Regions from separate parts of the Homo sapiens genome. Here region 1 is linked to region 2. A link is an interaction called in ENCODE POLR2A ChIA-PET data of the cell type or tissue named here. Cell type or tissue: endothelial cell of umbilical vein. All regions are shown on one strand. Each heading gives the region's core, and the rest is flanking DNA. Links, peaks and the distances in the headings are about the cores only.

Region 1 (8,333 bases), core at 127-8,126, 140 kb before region 2:
CGCTACAGCTGGCCATCTTTTAGTGGTCGCACCACTCCAGCCTGGGTGACCCTGTCTCAAAAAATGAAGAAGTAAAAATAAATAAAAAATGAATCTCTGAAAGATAACAATGTTCCTCAACATTAGTCATCCCATAGCATACCCAGAAAACTTGACAATAATCCCTTAATGTTGTAGGATAGGATCTTGCACTTGAGAATTTAAATAAGATCTAAGAATAAAAATATTACTACAAAATTCAGCTAATTATGACAGTTCTTCAGTTTTCTTAAGTAATTAGCCCTCAGGAAGTTCCTCTACTTGAAAAAATGTTACTCCCAACAGTACCCTTAATCCCATGAGAATCAAAAGTGCTCTTCCAATCCCAGCATTCTCAGTCTTACTTGAACAGGTCTAGTAGTGGCGTTTTAACCATAACCTTTCTTCCACCCTGCAAAACTTGGTCTTTCATTTTCTTTGACACACACATCCATTTCCAACCTTTGCTTAGTGGATAAAGTGAAAGATTAACTTACGACGTTTGCCCTCAATTTTTAGTGAAGAGAGAATTTTGGGGAAAATCCTACTCTTATCTGAGATTGCATAAATGTTCAGAGAAACGTGGAAAAATGAAGAGACCCTGCCAGCATATCTTCTCCTCTTCCAGCTCTTCGGGGATGCAAGCTGTTGGTCCCTATCCTGTGTTTGGCTGACTATGCCTACCCTTCCGGTACAGTACTGGGGGTTTCAGGGCAGGTGAGCAAGGCTGCTGAGGGAGAAATGGAACATAGAATTTAGAGACTGAGGCTGGGTGCAGTGGCTCACGCTTGTAATCCCAGTGCTTTGGGTGGCCAAGGTGGAAGGATCACTTGAGCCCAGGAGTTTGAGACCAGCCTGGGCAAGATGGTCAAACCCTGTCTCTACAAAAATACAAAAATTAGCTGGGTGGTGTGGCTCATGCCTGTTGTCCCAGCTACTTCGGAAGCTGAGGTGGGAGGATCACTTGAGACTGGGAGGCAGAGGCTGCAGTGAGCTGAGATCATCGCACCATTGCACTCCAGCCTGGGTGACAGAGTGAAACTTTTGTCTCAAAAAAAAAAAAAAAAAAAAGAATTTGGAGACTGAAAGACACTGGAGAGATAACGATACTGTGAACAGATGTTCAGTTAGAGAGTCTGTGCTGCTCAAAATATAGGAGATTTGGGGTTGAGCAGACTCAACTGTGTGACTGTTCCGAGGCTTAACCGTAAGCTTATACATTGTGACTCCACAAACGAGATGGTAGACTTTGATTACATGGGCCTCTTATCACAGAAATGGCTGGCCTGGGAGGGGTCTCTGTGCACTGCTGATAGAAGTAAGGAAGGCTCAGAGAGATTAAGTCATTCGCCCAGAGTAATGAGACTAGGTGCTAGCATGGCCAGGTCTGGAATGCAAGAGACCTGGAACAATTTAGTTTAAAGGAAAGTCTCCCCCTGGGCATTCTTCACTGGAGTCCCATGGGAAGACCTCTGTCCCTTCAGCCAGAAACCCTTAGTCCAATCCAAGGTCACTTTACATTTTCAGACCTCCAGTATATTCATCTGGGAAGCAGGGATAGCAATATCCTGTTACCAGCTGTATTCCAGCTGATAGAAGGAGCAGCTAAAATGGATGGGTAAGTTGTTTATCAACCTTGAATTCTGATTTTGTTGAATTTTCTTTCTGTTTTTTTGAGACAGAGTCTCGCTCTGTCATCCAGGCTGGAGTGCAGTGGCGCGATCTCGACTCACTGCAACCTCTGCCTCCCAGATTCCAGCAATTCTCATGCCTCAGCCTCCCAAGTAGCTGGGACTATAGGTGTGCGCCACCACGCCCGGCTAATTTTCGTATTTTTGGTAAAGACATGGTTTCACCATGTTGGCGAGGTCGGTCTCAAACTCCTGACCTCAGGTGATCCGCCTGCCTCGGCCTCCCAAAATGCTGAGATTACAGGTGTGAGCCACCACGCCCGGCCTTCTCTGTATTTTCTTGAAGTTTGCTGAGCTTCCTTAAAACCCTGAGTTCTCTGCAAGAAGAAGGATGATGACTTATGGTGCCTCTCACTGGTGAGGTCCACCTTTTCTGCAATTTTGAGCACAGTCCAAGGCCTTGGAAAAGCTTTGTTTCTTGAGTCTCTCAAATAAGAACAACAACATTAGCTTTTCTGGGAGGGCCAATGGCTGTGCTGTGATGGGGCATGGATGCTTTCTCAGAGGTACTTTCCCCCTAAGCTTTAGGCACGTCTGACCATTTCTTCTGCTTTGGTCCAGTGCTTTCCTCATGATTTAGACTCTGGATGAAGGTGTTTTTGAAGTAGGTTTACTTGCTGCTGTCATCCTGTGTCACCTCACTCTCTGTGGCCTGGAAGTGCAGGGTTTCAGGCCTGGCTGTGGGCGGCCATTATATGACAAAGGGTTCAGCGTCCCCTGCATCTGGTATGATGCCCTCTCTGGTTTCACCACCTTTAGTCATCATTTTACTTGGGGTGTGGACATATTTGTTCCAGGAGCTTCCCCACCCTCTACAACTTATTGGAGGGATAAATTGTCCTAATGTTTTCTTCTGGTGTTTTTAACCATGAAATCTTAGACCTGGAGTAGATTTGGTTACCAAATAGCCTAAGGAGAGAGGACATAATATTTGATTTATGTAAGATCCAGGAAATGAGGAAAGGCACGGTGCCATGAGCTGTGCTTCCAGCCAGACCTTATTAACTTTCACAATTCTTTATGCAAAAGAGACAACTTCCAGGTGTTGCTAATGGAGGTATCTCATGACCTAGAGACAAAACCAGGAGCAGCTTCCTTCTATTTCTCCAAATCCAAAAACGATTGCTAGGGAGTTAGACCATGGCCCAGCTCTGCTTTGAGAAAGGGAATTTTGCTTTTGAGATGATTGAAGTGCTTTAAATTCCTCAGCTGAGAAATGAGAGATGTACAGATAATGAGACACACGGAGGCTTTGCCGCATCAGACTTCATGAGCTTGGAGAACATGCAGGTGCTCTTCTGACCTCTTAGCTGTTTGTCAGGTTTCTATGACCAGGCAGGTGTTACCAGCACTAATGTTTAGGGATTCAGCTATATTTTAGCTTCATTTTTATGATCCTTTTTTTTTCCAGACAGGATCTTGCACAGGCTGGAGTGCAGTGGTGTGATCACAGCTCACTGCAGCCTCAACCTCCCTGGACACTCAGTTGATCCTCCTACCTCACCCTCCCCAGCAACTAGGACTACAGTCATGTGCCATCACGCCCGACTAATTTTTGTATTTTTTTTGTGGAGATGGAGTTTTGCCATGTTGCCAGACTGGTCTCGAACTCCTGGGCTCAAGTGATCCACCCTCCTTGGCCTCCCAAAGTGCTGGCATTACAGGCATGTGCCACCACACCCAGCCAGGATCCTCTCTTTAGTCACGTCTTTATCTCTTCATTCATGTGACGATCTTTTCTTGAGGGCCTGCTTTGTGCAAGGCATCGTGCTTGGTCCTGTGAGGGATATGGAAGTGAACGTTTCACATCTTACCCCTAAGTTGCTTACTTTAGAGGAGAAGGTAGGGCTGAGAAGAAATATCTAAAACATAAAGTGTGAAATGGCTTTGTTGAGTTTATGAGTTGCATGTAAGAAGTGAGTGGATTTTCCTATAAAAGCACAACCAAGATGATTGCTTTCTGGACAGTGAGAATGCTTAGAGCACCCAGAACTGCTTCTAAGGACTCAGAGAGAGTTGAGATGTCTGTCATAAAATGACCTTGCTGTTAGCCTTTTTCTTGGGTCAGCCACCATTGTACCCACATTCCCACTTAATATAGACCATGTCTCTCTTTATCTCACCCAAAGTTTAAATAACAGTGAAAGATGAAATCAGATTGGTGGAGACCTGGAAGCTTAATTTTCCTAATGGTTCTCTTTCCAAATTACATCTGGCCGAGGCAGGAGGATCACTTGAACCTAGGAGTTCGAGACCAGCCTTGGCAACATAGGAAGACCCTGCCTCTATAAAGATTAAAAAAAATTAGCCAGGGCCAGGTGCAGTGGCTCACATCTGTAATCCCAGCACTTTGGGAGGCCGAGGCAGGCGGATCACCTCAGGTCGGGAGTTTGAGACCAGCCTGACCAACATGGAAAAACCCCATCTCTACTAAAAATACAAAAATTAGCTGGGCATGGTGCGCATGCCTGTAATCTCAGCTACTCAGGAAGCTGAGGTAGGAGAATTTCTTGAACCCGGGAGGCGGAGGTTGCAGTTAGCTGAGATCGCACCATTGCACTCCAGCCTGGGCAACAAGAGCGAAACTCTGTCTCAAAAAAAAAAAAAAAAAAAAAGGAAAAAAAATAAGTTGGGCATTGTAGTAAACGCCTGTAGTCTCAGCTACTTGGGAGGCTGAGGTGGGAGGATTGCTTGTGCCTGCGAGGTTGGAGGCTACAGTGAGCCATGATCGCACCACTGCAGTCCAGCTTGGGTGACAGAGCAAGATCCTGTCTCAAAAACAAAAAGCCGGCCTGGCCAACATGGTGAAACCATGTCTCTATTGAAAATACAAAAATTAGCTGGGCATGGTGGCACGAGCCTGTAGTCCTAGCTACTTGGGAGGCTGAGCAGGAGAATTGCTTGAACTCAGGAGGCGGAGGTTGCAGTGAGCCGAGATTGCGCCTCTGCACTCCAGCCTGAGCGACAGAGCGAGACTCTGTCTCAAAAAAAAAAAAAGCAAAAAACAAATTTCATCTGAGTGTGTTTCATGTAGTTGGTGTGATCTACATCCCTCCTTTTGTTCTTATTCCGATCTTTGGTTTGGAGAGCAATTGTGAGGAGGCATGAAATGTATCTGGAGATAGCTATGAGCTGCAGCCTGCTGATTTTCATGTAATTCTTGGCTACTTGCCAGTATGGTTGGGGTTAAACTGTTTCCAGGGTAGGAAAAACACGAACCTAGCATTTTGATATGAAAACAAACAAGGCTACTTTGTACTTGATGAAGCTCAAGTTGCAGATCCAGTGAGAGCCCATTAACTATTGGTGAAGGCCCACTGACAGTGTTGAGTTTCAGAGACCCCTGCACATTCTGGAGATGGCAGCGAATTGTTGTGCAGCCTACGAAAGTAATAAATATTTCTGCAGTGATTGTCAACAACAAAATGATTTTCTTGTTTGGGGGGTGGGGAGGCAAGAGGCAGAAACCTTAGGAAGCTGTTGCAAACCAGTTTCAGCTTCTGCTACTTTTATTTCTTTCCATTTAAAGCTGGGTGCAGTGGCACATGCCTGTAGTCCCAGTTACTCAGGAGCCTGAGGTGGGAGGCTCACTTGAACCCAGGATTTTGAGGCTGCAGTGTATTATGATGGCCCCTGTAAGTAGCCACTGCACCCCAGCCAGGGCAACATAATGAGACCCTGTCTCTCAAAAAAAATAAAAGACTGAGGCTGCACCAATGACATGGGGTGGAGTCAGGAACCTAGGACTCTTTCTGGCCCACTTTGGAGACCGAGAGCAGGATTCTGTGAGGTTGAGGTCAATGACTGGGAAAGCCCCAAAGTTCTCATCTGTATCTTCCTTCCACCTCCCCCAACCTCTGCAATAAAACAAAATCAACTCCAAGATTGACCATATTTTAGTAGTAAATATCAAACAAGCAAAATGAGGGCCTAAAATACTCCACTAAAATAGAAATTCCTATATTTGATATTCATGCTGCTACTGTAATCATCAGAAAGAAAAACTGTGCTGGTCAAAGATACTCACTCATTAGATGTGTACATGTGTAGGGCCTTGACATTCTACCCCCAACTAATCTTTGCGTCATCTTTTTCTGCCTTTGGACGTATGCCCCATGCGTCCTTGTTTCCATACTTTTATTCATGCTCTGCTCTGCGTAGTGTGCTCATTTTATCCACTGAAACCCTACGTATTATTTCAGTATCCATCTCTTTGGGGTTTTTTAGTTTGTTTGCTTTTTGAGACGAATTCTTGCTCTGTTGCCCAGGCTGACATGCATTGGCATGATCTCGGCTCACTGCAACCTCCGCCTCCTGGGTTCAAGCGATTCGTTCTCCTGCCTCAGCCTCCCAAGTAGCTGAGTTTACAGGCATGTGCCACCATGCCCGGCTAATTTTTATATTTTTAGTAGAGGCTGGTTTTGCCATGTTTGCCAGGCTGGTCTTGAACTCCTGATCTCAGATGTTCCACCCACCTTGGCTTCCTAAAGTGCTTGAGCCATTGCGCCTGGCATTAGTTTTTTGTTTTTTTTTTTTTTTTTTTTTTTTTGAGACGGAGTCTCGCTCTGTCGCCCAGGCTGGACTGCGGACTGCAGTGGCGCAATCTCGGCTCACTGCAAGCTCCGCTTCCCGGGTTCAACGCCATTCTCCTGCCTCAGCCTCCCCAGTAGCTGTGACTACAGGCGCCCGCCACCGCGCCCGGCTAATTTTTTTTTGTATTTTTAGTAGAGACGGGGTTTCACCTTGTTAGCCAGGATGGTCTCGATCTCCTGACCTCATGATCCACCCGCCTCGGCCTCCCAAAGTGCTGGGATTACAGGCGTGAGCCACCGCGCCCGGCCAGTTTTTTTTTTTTTTTGAGACAGAGTCTCGCTCTGTCCCCCAGGCTGGAGTGCAGTGGTGTGATCTCGGCTCACTGAAAGCTCCACCTCCCGGGTTCATGCCATTCTCCTGCCTCAGCCTCCCAAGTAGCTGGGACTACAGGTGCCTGCCACCACGCCCGGCTAATTTTTTGTATTTTTTAGTAGAGACGGGGTTTCACCGTGTTAGCCAGGATGGTCTTGATCTCCTGACCTCGTGATCCACCTGCCTCAGCCTCCCAAAGTGCTGAGATTACAGGCTTGAGCCATTGCGCTTGGCCTCGTTTGTTTTTCAAGAGAAAAGGTCTCACTCTGATACCCAGGCTAGAGTGCAGTGGTATAATCACAGCTCACTACAACCTCAACTTCTTGGGCTCAAGTGATCCTCCTGCCTCAGCCTACTGAGTAGCTGAACCTACAAGGTGTACGCCGCCATGCCTGGCTAATTTCTTAATTTTTGTAGAAACAGGGTCTCCCTATGTTGCTCAGGCTGGTCTTGAAATCCTGGCCTCAAGTGATCATCCCACATCAGCCTCCTGAAGTGTTGGGGAACCACTGTGTTCAGCTCTTGATAAAATTTTCTTTGAAAACAAAAACCTTCTTTGGCCATTCTGTCCCTCAACAGCATCCCTTCTTTGTTTTCTTTTTTCTTTCTTTTTTTTTTTTTTACTGGAAGCTGAGAGGATCATCCAGCATCTCTTCTTTGAGCTCCTCTTGTGTGACTGTGTTTGTCCCTCGCCTCACCATGTTTATCATAGAGTGCGTATGTTTGTTTCTGTGTAACTAACTAAATAAATCCTCCAGGGCAAGACTGATTCATCCAACAGTACATCTTTGTTATCCCCACAGCACATCCTGGGTGGACTGGATGCAACTGTAAATATCAGGTCACAAGTAAGGGGGAAGTGACGATTAATATCAAAATCCTATCTGCATATGTGTCCAAGCCATTTTGGAGTCATACAGACCTGGTTGAGATTCTGGCTGCACTGCCTATTAGGTGTGTGTCCTTGAACGAGTTACCTAACGTCACTGTGTAAAATATGAGATGTCACCATCTGTTGGAATCTTCCCTCTCTGAAATACATGATTTGATGTTTAGCAAAGGATTACATACTGCAGTTAAGAACCGTTTACCTAACTCTCTTTCCTGAAAGACTCAGTAGTAGGAAAGCACCATGGGTTTTTATAGATACCTTGTGGAAGAGATAAGCTCTGTGACTTGTAAAACGCCTTGTCCTGCCCAGAAGCAGGAGAGGTGTGTGTTTTCTTGCCTCAGCAGGCCTGCTACATGCCTGCCTTTGTCCAGCCCCAGGACATAGATAAAGCTAGTGTTCTTGGTTTCTAGCAGTTAAGCAACCTATAGTGTTTCTGCCTGGCAGAGTTCTGGGTTTGGGATTTATCCCCTTGCATTCCCCAAAATTATTACTTCAGGATTCTTTTGTTAATGCCTAGCCTCACACCCATGACATGAAGATGTCTCAGTTTAACTTTTGTTGTGACACTCATGTTGGTTTGAGGTTTGAGTTAGTATTCATTCTCTCCTTTCTTGAGTTAGAACTCTGAGGCATTTAAATGGGTGCGTGCCCAAACCGGAGAAAGATAAGAAAGATCTCTTATCTTAGACATTCTGTGTCTGCCCAGCAGCCTCTGCTCAAAGCTCCTGGAAATAAAATGGCCTTACGCCTGGAGATTATCTCCTACCCTAGAAGCCTGGCAGTTACTGTCCTGTTCTGACAAACTCTCTTTCTTCAGATCCCTTGAT
Region 2 (8,333 bases), core at 260-8,259:
TGGCTCATGCCTATAATCCCAGCACTTTGGGAGGCCGAGGCAGGCAGATCACCTGAGGTCAGGAGTTTGATACCAGCCTGGCCAACATGGTGAAATCCTGTCTCTACCAAAAATACAAAAAAAATTAGCTGGGCATGGTGGTGCACACCTATAGTCTCAGCTACTCGGGAGGCTGAGGCAGGAGAATTGCTTGAACCCAGGAAGTAGAGGCTGCAGTGAGTAAGCATCACGCCACTGTACTCCAGCCTGGGCAACAGAGCAAGACTCTGTCTCAAAAGCAAAAAAAAAAAAAAAAAAAGAAAGAAAGAAAAAGAAAACAACAAATGGCAGAGAGCCACCATATTCCAAATCACTGAAAAAAATAAATGAATTATTTTTATTTATTTATTTATTTTTTTGAGATGGAGTCTCGGTCTGTTGCCCAGGCTGAAGTGCAGTGGCCCCATCTCAACTCACTGCAAGCTCCACCTCCTGGGTTCACGCCATTCTCCTGCCTCAGACTCCCAAGTAGCTGGGACTACAGGCACCTACCACCATGCCCAGCTAATTTTTTGTATTTTTAGTAGAGACGGGGTTTCACCATGTTAGCCAGGATGGTCTTGATCTCCTGACCTCGTGATCCGCCCGCCTCGGCCTCCCAAAGTGCTGGGATTACAAGCATGAGCCACTGCGCCCGGCCATAAATGAATTATTTTTAAGAGGCATTGATTAAAGATTCACAGCAAATCACTAGTTAAGCAGATTTTTTTTCTATTTCCTACTTCAAAGTTCTGGTGCCACATAGTGGTCAGAAATGGAACAGAGAAGCTGTCTTAAGCCTTGTTCAAGAAGCAGGAAAGGCATCAGAAGAAGTAACAGTTGGCAGAGGGTCTCAGGAAAAACATCTTCCTTCTGATCTTTTGCATAGCACCTTTTGGAATTTTCATCATGTTTGCTTATTAAACAAAGCTCCTACTGCCATCATACTAATCATGCAAAAAGATTGCCAAATCATGTTTGGTAGGAGGACTTTTGAGGTAGCTTTTGAACAAATGTTTTTTTCTTTTTTCTTTTTTTTTGCAATAAAGAAAACAAATTAATCATAAACATCTTTGAATCAAGTATCTCAAGAAAACAAATGAATCATAAGTATCTCACCCTAATGACTGATGACATAGTGATTATTTATTGTAAATTATCCTAACTGGGTCAGGAATAGAGTTCGATCGTTTTTTAAAAAGAGAGCTAAAAGATGTAAAAATGACCAGGCATGGTGGTATGTACCTGTAGTCCCAGCTACTGGAGAGGCTGAGGCAAGAGGATCGCTTGAGCCCAGGAGTTCCAGGCTGCAGTGAGCTATGATTGCACCACTGCACTCCAGCTGGGTGACAGAGCAAGACCCTGTCTCTAAAAAACAATAAATAAATAGGCTGGGTGCGATGGCTCACGCCTGTAATCCCAGCACCTTGGGAGGTCAAGGTGGGTGGATCACTTGAGGTCAGGAGTTCGAGACCAGCCTGACCAACATGGTGAGACCCCCATCTCTACTAAAAATTCAAAACTCAGCCGGGTGTGGTGGCATGTGCATGTAATCCCAGCTACTCGAGAGGTTGAGGCACAAGAATTGCTTGAATCTGGGAGGTGGAGGTTGTAGTGAGCCAAGATCGCACCACTGCACTCCAGCCTGAGTGACAGAGTGAGACCCTGTCAAAGAAAGAAAGAGAGAGAGAGAGGAAGGGAAGGAGAGAGGAAGGGAGGGGAGGGAGGAAAGAGATGTAAAAATGGTAGGTTTTCTTTTTCTTTATAAGGTGTCCTGGTTAAACTTTTAGCAAAATGATAGATTCAGTTTTTCCATAGTTAAAGAAGAATATTAAGAACATTAAAGAAAGGTTCAAGGATGGTAAATAATTTGAATTCCAGCTGTACTTGAAGACTTTATTGGAGGACACAGAAAGGTATAAGTGATGGTCATTATCATCAGGAGCTGGATAATTCAGTTTTTAAATAACAGCCTTCAGGCTGGGCGCGGTGGCTCACACCTGTAATCCCAGCACTTTGGGTGGCCGAGGTGGGTGTATTGCTTGAGTTCAGGAGTTCGAGACCAGCCTGGACAACATGGTGAAACCCTATCGCTACTAAAAATTCAAAAAATTAGCTGGGTGTGGTGGTGCACGCCTGCAATCCCAGCTACTCGAGGCTGAGGCACGAGAATTGCTTGAACCCAGGGGATGGAGGTTCCAGTGACCCGAGATTGCGCCACTGCACTCCAGGCTGGGTAATAGGGCGAGACTCCGTCTCAAAAACAATAAATACAAATAAATAAATAAATAGCCTTCAACCAATCAAGGGTTTTGATAAGATGTCAACCAGTTGCCCTGGGCTCAGTACAAAAACAACCAGGGGCATGGCATGGTCCAGGGGATTTCGGACTAGGGGTTTGAGAATTTTAAGGCATGTAAAACATTGGAATGGATTCCGTAGGATAGACTTCTGTTTTAAGAAAGCTGTTTAATATGGAGAAATTCTCAAATTTTTGAGTAGGTTCAGCTATAGAGCCTAACTTACTATTACAGACAGAGGAAAGAACTAGGTAGTATTTTTTTAAGCCCTATTCACCTCCATGACCTTAATTTTAAACATGCTTGCTTGGTTCTAGGGTGCCGTATCTATCTAGTCGTAACCTACTTTAATGTGAAAATGGTACATTACAGCATTAGCTACAATGGTACAGCTGGAATAAGCATACTTTGCTCTTCATGAGCACAAGATGGCCCTGCTTGGGGGGAATTGATTGAAGGGTGTTCTGTTGGCTGGGTGTGGTGGCTCATGCCTGTAATCCCAGTACTTTGGGAGGCTGAGGCGAGTGGATCACTTGAGGCCAGGAGTTCAAGACCAGCCTGGCCAACATGGCAAAACTCTGTCTCTACTAAAAATACAAAAATTAGACAGGCATGGTGGCCAAGGCCTATAATCTCAGCTACTCAGGTGGCTGAGGCACAAGACTCGGCTGAGCCTGGGAAGTGGAGGTTGCAGTGAGCCTGGGAAGTGGAGGTTGCAGTGAGCCGAGATCACACCACTGCACTCCAACTTGGGTGGCAGAGCGAGACTCTGTCTCAGAAAAAAAAAAGGGGGGGGGTGTTTTGTTTATTTGGTTTATTGGGCTTTTTGGCATTTACAAGGAGAGGGTATTAGCTTTTTACTTGTCCTTCTGAACTCTCAGTTCCCCAAAAAGATGTTGAGTAATGGGATTGGGCTGGGCAACTTAGCAAGACCCCATCTCTAAAAAATAAAAATTTTATATTTTTTTATTTTTATTTTTTTTCAAGACGGAGTCTTGCTCTGTCGCTCAGGCTGGAGTGCAGTGGCATGATCTTGGCTCACTGCAACCTCCGCCTCCCAGGTTCAAGTGATTCTCCTGCCTCAGCCTCCCGAGTAGCTGAGATTACAGGCACACACCACCACACCTGGCTAATTTTTGTATTTTTAGTAGAGACGAGGTTTCACCATGTTAGCCAGGGTGGTCTCAAACTCCTGACCTCATGATCCACCTGCCTTGGCCTCCCAAAGTTCTGGGATTACAGGTGTGAGCCACTGTGCCCAGCCTAAAAAAAAAAAATTAAAAAAAAAAAAAAAGAATCATGGAAGGCTGCAGAAACTTTTCAGCTTACCAACTCAGGGAGGCCCAGCAGTAGCCTCAACAGGCCCCCACCCCCACATCCAGCCATGCATAGCTGAAAAGGGCATGGCTTTGTGCCAAGACAGCCCCAGAGCCTGCTCCTCCTATTTATTCTTGGCCTTTACTTGGATGGCTCCAGGGAAGCAGCTGAGGTAGTCACTCATTCTGCCATGTTAAGATGGGAATTGTATTAAATGAGTCTGGCAAGGTATGGGAACTGTCTATCCTTTCTTTCATTCATTCACTAAATAGTATTATCTCCTGTGTACCAGGCACTGTCCTAGGCACTGGTTGCTAAAATGGAATATTATGAACCCCATGGGCCAAGAGGACAAAAACTGCTGAGTGTATTTTCTAAACTTTGTTGGTACCTGTCCTGACTTCTGTGATTTGCCAATTTTCTTCAACCACACACCACAATTTGGGTCCAAACAAAGGTTCTTCTGTAGGCCCTGCCCTGAGAGTCAGTAGAGGGAGATCTCACTAGAGTAAAAATGAACTCTTTTTGAGGTTACAGTAAGCTATGATCATGCTACTGCACTCCAACCTGGGTGACAGAGCAAGACCTTGTCTCCCAAAAAAAAAAAAAAATTCTTTTGCAAATATGAAGCTGAAATTATACAATCCTAACAACAACCTATGATGAGCTTTACTGCTTCATTCCAGTTTCTGTTCAACTGCTGACCCTGCAATTCCTGAAAGCACAACTCCCACTGAGGTTAATAGGAGTGTTATGCGAATGTAAGTTTTGTACTTAATTTCCTCCTGCTGAGTGAGCCTTGGTTGTGTTGGACTCACAATTGTAACAATTCCTTTCCGCAGTGGGAACATGGTGGCCCCACCTTCCATGTGGCAGGGCCATGCTGCAGTGCAATGCTCCAGGTGAGGGGGGAGATCAATTTAGAACCAAAATATTCTGGCTTAATACTACTTCATTGCCTCATATAGTAGCATGATGCCTCATAAGCCAGAGAGAGTAAAAATGTAGACTGGCCAGTCAATGATGTTCTAGGCACACTGTAATCCAGACTTGGGTCTGATAACTTTTTTTTTTTTTAGAAATGAGGTCTTGCTATCTTGTCTGGGCCAGACTTGAACTTCTGGGCTCAAGTGATCCTCCCATCTCAGCCTCCCAGGTAGCTGGGACTGCAGGCACATGCCAGTGAGCTCATCTCTAACTTTTAAACTAGGCCTAAAGCCACTAACCTTTTTCTCATTGGTGGAGTGAAAAGTGATGCAGGAGACAGGAAGCAAGTATTCTTTTAGATCCGGCTCTGCCGCTGAACTAGTTATTTGGCCATAGGAACATCATTTGTCCACTTTGGGATTCACTTTCTCCATCTGTCAAGTGAAGGCATTGAACTTGGAAGACTCTCAAGTTCTCTTCCATATGTAAAAACAGATTTATGGGTCCAGATTCTGTGGAGGTCACAGTGTTTTTTCCAATTTTTTACAATCAGTTGCCCACATTTATAAATCAGAAAATTCTGTATAAAATATGAATTTGGGCTGGGCGCAGTGGCTCATGCCTGTAATCCCAACACTTTGGGAAGCCGAGGTGGGCGGATCAGGAGTTCGAAACTAGCCTGGCCAACATGGTGAAACCCGTCTCTACTAAAGATACAAAAATTAGCCAGGCGTGGTGGTGCATGCCTGGAGTCTCAGCTACTCGGGAGGCTGAGGCAGGAGAATCGCTTGAACCCAGGAGGCAGAGGTTGCAGTGACCTGAGATCACACCACTGCACTCCAGCCTGGGTGACAGAGCAAGACTCCGTCTCAAAAAAAAAAAAAAAAAAAAAAAAAAAAAAATATATATATATATATATATATATATGAATGAATTTGGGGCTTCTTGAAAAATTGAAAATGCTGGCAACAGCAGCCCTACATTTCTGCATAGTTGTGATGGCCATGGCTGAGTAATGGGTTCCCCTTCAGACAGGGCATGTCACTTTAGACAGTGTGCCACCATCCCCACCTCAAGTCAACTTCACTCACCCCTGTAGGCCTTTGAGTTTGTGACCCTTTTTTAAGTATTAGAATTAGTACAGTTTCATCAATGTTACAAGTGAGGTTTTTTTCTATCATACCTCAGATGATGGAAGTCAGTGACCTAATCTATGACACTAACATATATTTAATTCATTACAAGCAGTAGCCAAGAAGGGCACATGGAGCTTTGCAGGGACGCTCGCAGGAGGACACCAGAGAGTGCTAGAGCTGCTTATGGTAATGTGACCTACAACTCAGAGCCTAATTGTGTCAGGTGAAGTGGCCTGGACAGTTTACTCTCTGTTCTCAGAGTTAACAAGCTCCCATCACATAACTTTCTTTGTGAATATTAAATAAGCCTACGCTGGAAAGCAAATGTCAAGTTGCCAGGGAGGAGAGGTTTGCACAGCAAGTGCAGAATGATTCGTGTGGCTTCTAGGCTTTGTAGTTAATCTTTTATTAACTGTCCTTATTTTCTTTTTAAAATTAACCTTATTATTCCTTTCAACTGGATCTAACTAAGGAAATGCTATGAAGGAGGTATTTTTATTTTTGCTTTTAAATAATGTAGCAGGAGCCCATGAAGCCAGTGCAACCCTTTAAAGATGGTGATTTCTCATGGTTATGAGGAAGATTCATTGGTTTGTGTGAGATAAAAACCAGACAAATACCCCACGTTGTTTCTTTACTAAACTCCCTTATGCCTCCCTCACAATGCTGATTTTTCTAATTTTACAGAAAACTGAGGCTGAGTATATTCAAATGGTTTAAATGATGGGATCACTTTTTTTGTTTGTTTTTGAGACAGGGTCTTGTTCTGTCACCGAGGCTGGAGTGCAGTGGGGCGATCTGGGCTTACTGCAACCTCTGCCTCTTGGGCTCAAGTGATCCTCCCATCTCAGCCTTCCGAGTAGCAGGGACTACAAGCATGCGCCACCATCACAGAGCTAATTTTTGTATTTTTTGTGGAGATAGGGTCTTCCTGTGGTGCGCAGGCTGGTCTAGAACTCTTGGGCTCAAGCGATCCACCTGCCTCGGCCTCCCAAAGTGTGGGGATTACAGGCATGAGCCACCGTGCCTGGCCGGGATCACATTCTAATAAATGTTAGAACAAAGGCCAGAACTTGTTCTGACTCTTATACCATTGTATTAAATGGTTTGTCCTTGTTTTCCTTTAGGGAATTTTCCCAAATTTAAGAATATAGCAACTAAAAAGGGAAATGATTACTATAAAAGTAAGGATAGTGGCCAGGGGTGTGGTGGCTCACACCTGTAATCCCAGAACTTTGGGAGACTGAGGCAGGCAGATCACTTGAGATTAGGAGTTTGAGACTAGCCTGTCTAACATGGCGAAACCCCATCTCTACTAAAAATACAAAAATTAGCTGGGCGTGGTGGTGTGCACCTGTAATTCCAGTTACTCAGGAGGCTGAGGTGGGAGAATTGCTTGAACCCGGGAGGTGGAGGTTGCAGTGAGTCAAGATTGCACCACTGCCCTCCAGCCTAGGCAACAGAGCAGGAATCTGTCTCAAAAAAAAAAAAAAAAAAAAAGTAAGGATAGTAGATACATCTGGATTAGAGGGAGAGGTGTGTAGTCTAGTGGTCTAGAAGGGATATATAGGGGTTTTCTTGACTAGGGGGTGGTCACCTTTACCATGATAATTATCAAGTGAACATAGTCTGCCTGGGGCTGTCCCAGTTTAAGCCTCAAACCAGGTTAAATTTTTTTTTTTTTTTGACACGGAGTCTTGCTCTGTCACTGAGGCTGGACTGCAGCGGCGTGATCTCAGCTCACTGCAACCTCTGCCTCCCGGATTCCAGCTATTCTCCTGCCTCTGCCTCCCAAGTAGCTGAGATTACAGGCGCCCACCACCACACCCAACTAATTTTTATATTTTTAGTAGAGACATGGTTTCGCCATATTGGCCAGACTGGTCTCGAACTCCTGACCTCAGGTAATCCACCTGCCTTGGCCTCCCAAAGTGCTGGGATTACAGGCGTGAGCCACCATGCCCAGCCAGGTTAAATATTAATAGTAGCCTTTTTTCATTTTCAAAGGGGTTCTGTTTTAGATGATATGTTATGTGTTCAGCTATTATACTGTACATTTATGTTTTATGCACTTTTATGTATTTATTATATGTCAAAAATGTTTTTAAGTTAAAAAAATTAGTATCAGGAAGTCTGGCCTATGATCAGGAGTCCAGGCCAACCTGGGAAACCTTGCATTTGCTTTAAGATTCAAGATTACTACAGAGACCACAGCAGTAGTATTGCCAATCCAGGTGTGGACTTCCTGAACAGAGGCTGTGATGCCCCACCTTGGTTTTCTTCTGGCTCCTGTGACATGAGATAGTTAGCTTTGGTTCTTTGTCCTGCATATGGCTGGAGAAGTGGCATAGCTCTTAGTTCTAATTGTGAAGGTCAGTCCAAGATAATATATGAGAAAGTGCATTGTAAACAGTTTAGGTTTTTTCTACTTTGAGTGGCAGGAGTTTCCTAAATTCCTAGATCGGCAGGACCTCAACATCATTGCAGTGCTACCTGTCAGGTTAATCTTCCTGTAATACAGCCTTTCTACTTGAAACTTTTTACTATAACTCCTGGATACCTACAGAATGAAATCTAAAGTCCTAAACTTGGCATTCAACGCACCACAAACTGACATCCAACCAAGTTTCCAACA

The links. Peaks named below come from ENCODE experiments on the same cell type or tissue, not always from the same donor. Only the 100,000 strongest peaks of a DNase experiment are listed, where the experiment ranks them.
Region 1: POLR2A ChIA-PET joins it to region 2 with 11 read pairs; 5 of 35 experiments call an interaction of 5 or more read pairs at or near these places.

The regions. Positions count from the first base shown.
Region 1 is chr10:102,762,139-102,770,471 of GRCh38, forward strand. All of the region lies in intron 1 of WBP1L (WW domain binding protein 1 like), which reads left to right. Among named protein-coding and RNA genes, the nearest start is that of WBP1L, 22 kb to the left of the region's middle. In endothelial cell of umbilical vein, for the core only: no CTCF peak of the experiment used is centred there; a DNase peak (open chromatin) is centred at 4,903.
Region 2 is chr10:102,900,814-102,909,146 of GRCh38, forward strand. AS3MT (arsenite methyltransferase) reads left to right here. Exons shown (of 11, transcript NM_020682.4): 11 at 1-1,086. BORCS7-ASMT (BORCS7-ASMT readthrough (NMD candidate)) reads left to right here. Exons shown (of 15, transcript NR_037644.1): 15 at 1-1,086. All of the region lies in intron 1 of LOC107984265 (a long non-coding RNA gene), which reads right to left. Among named protein-coding and RNA genes, the nearest start is that of CNNM2, 13 kb to the right of the region's middle. In endothelial cell of umbilical vein, for the core only: a CTCF peak has its summit at 781 (motif pointing left); a DNase peak (open chromatin) is centred at 788.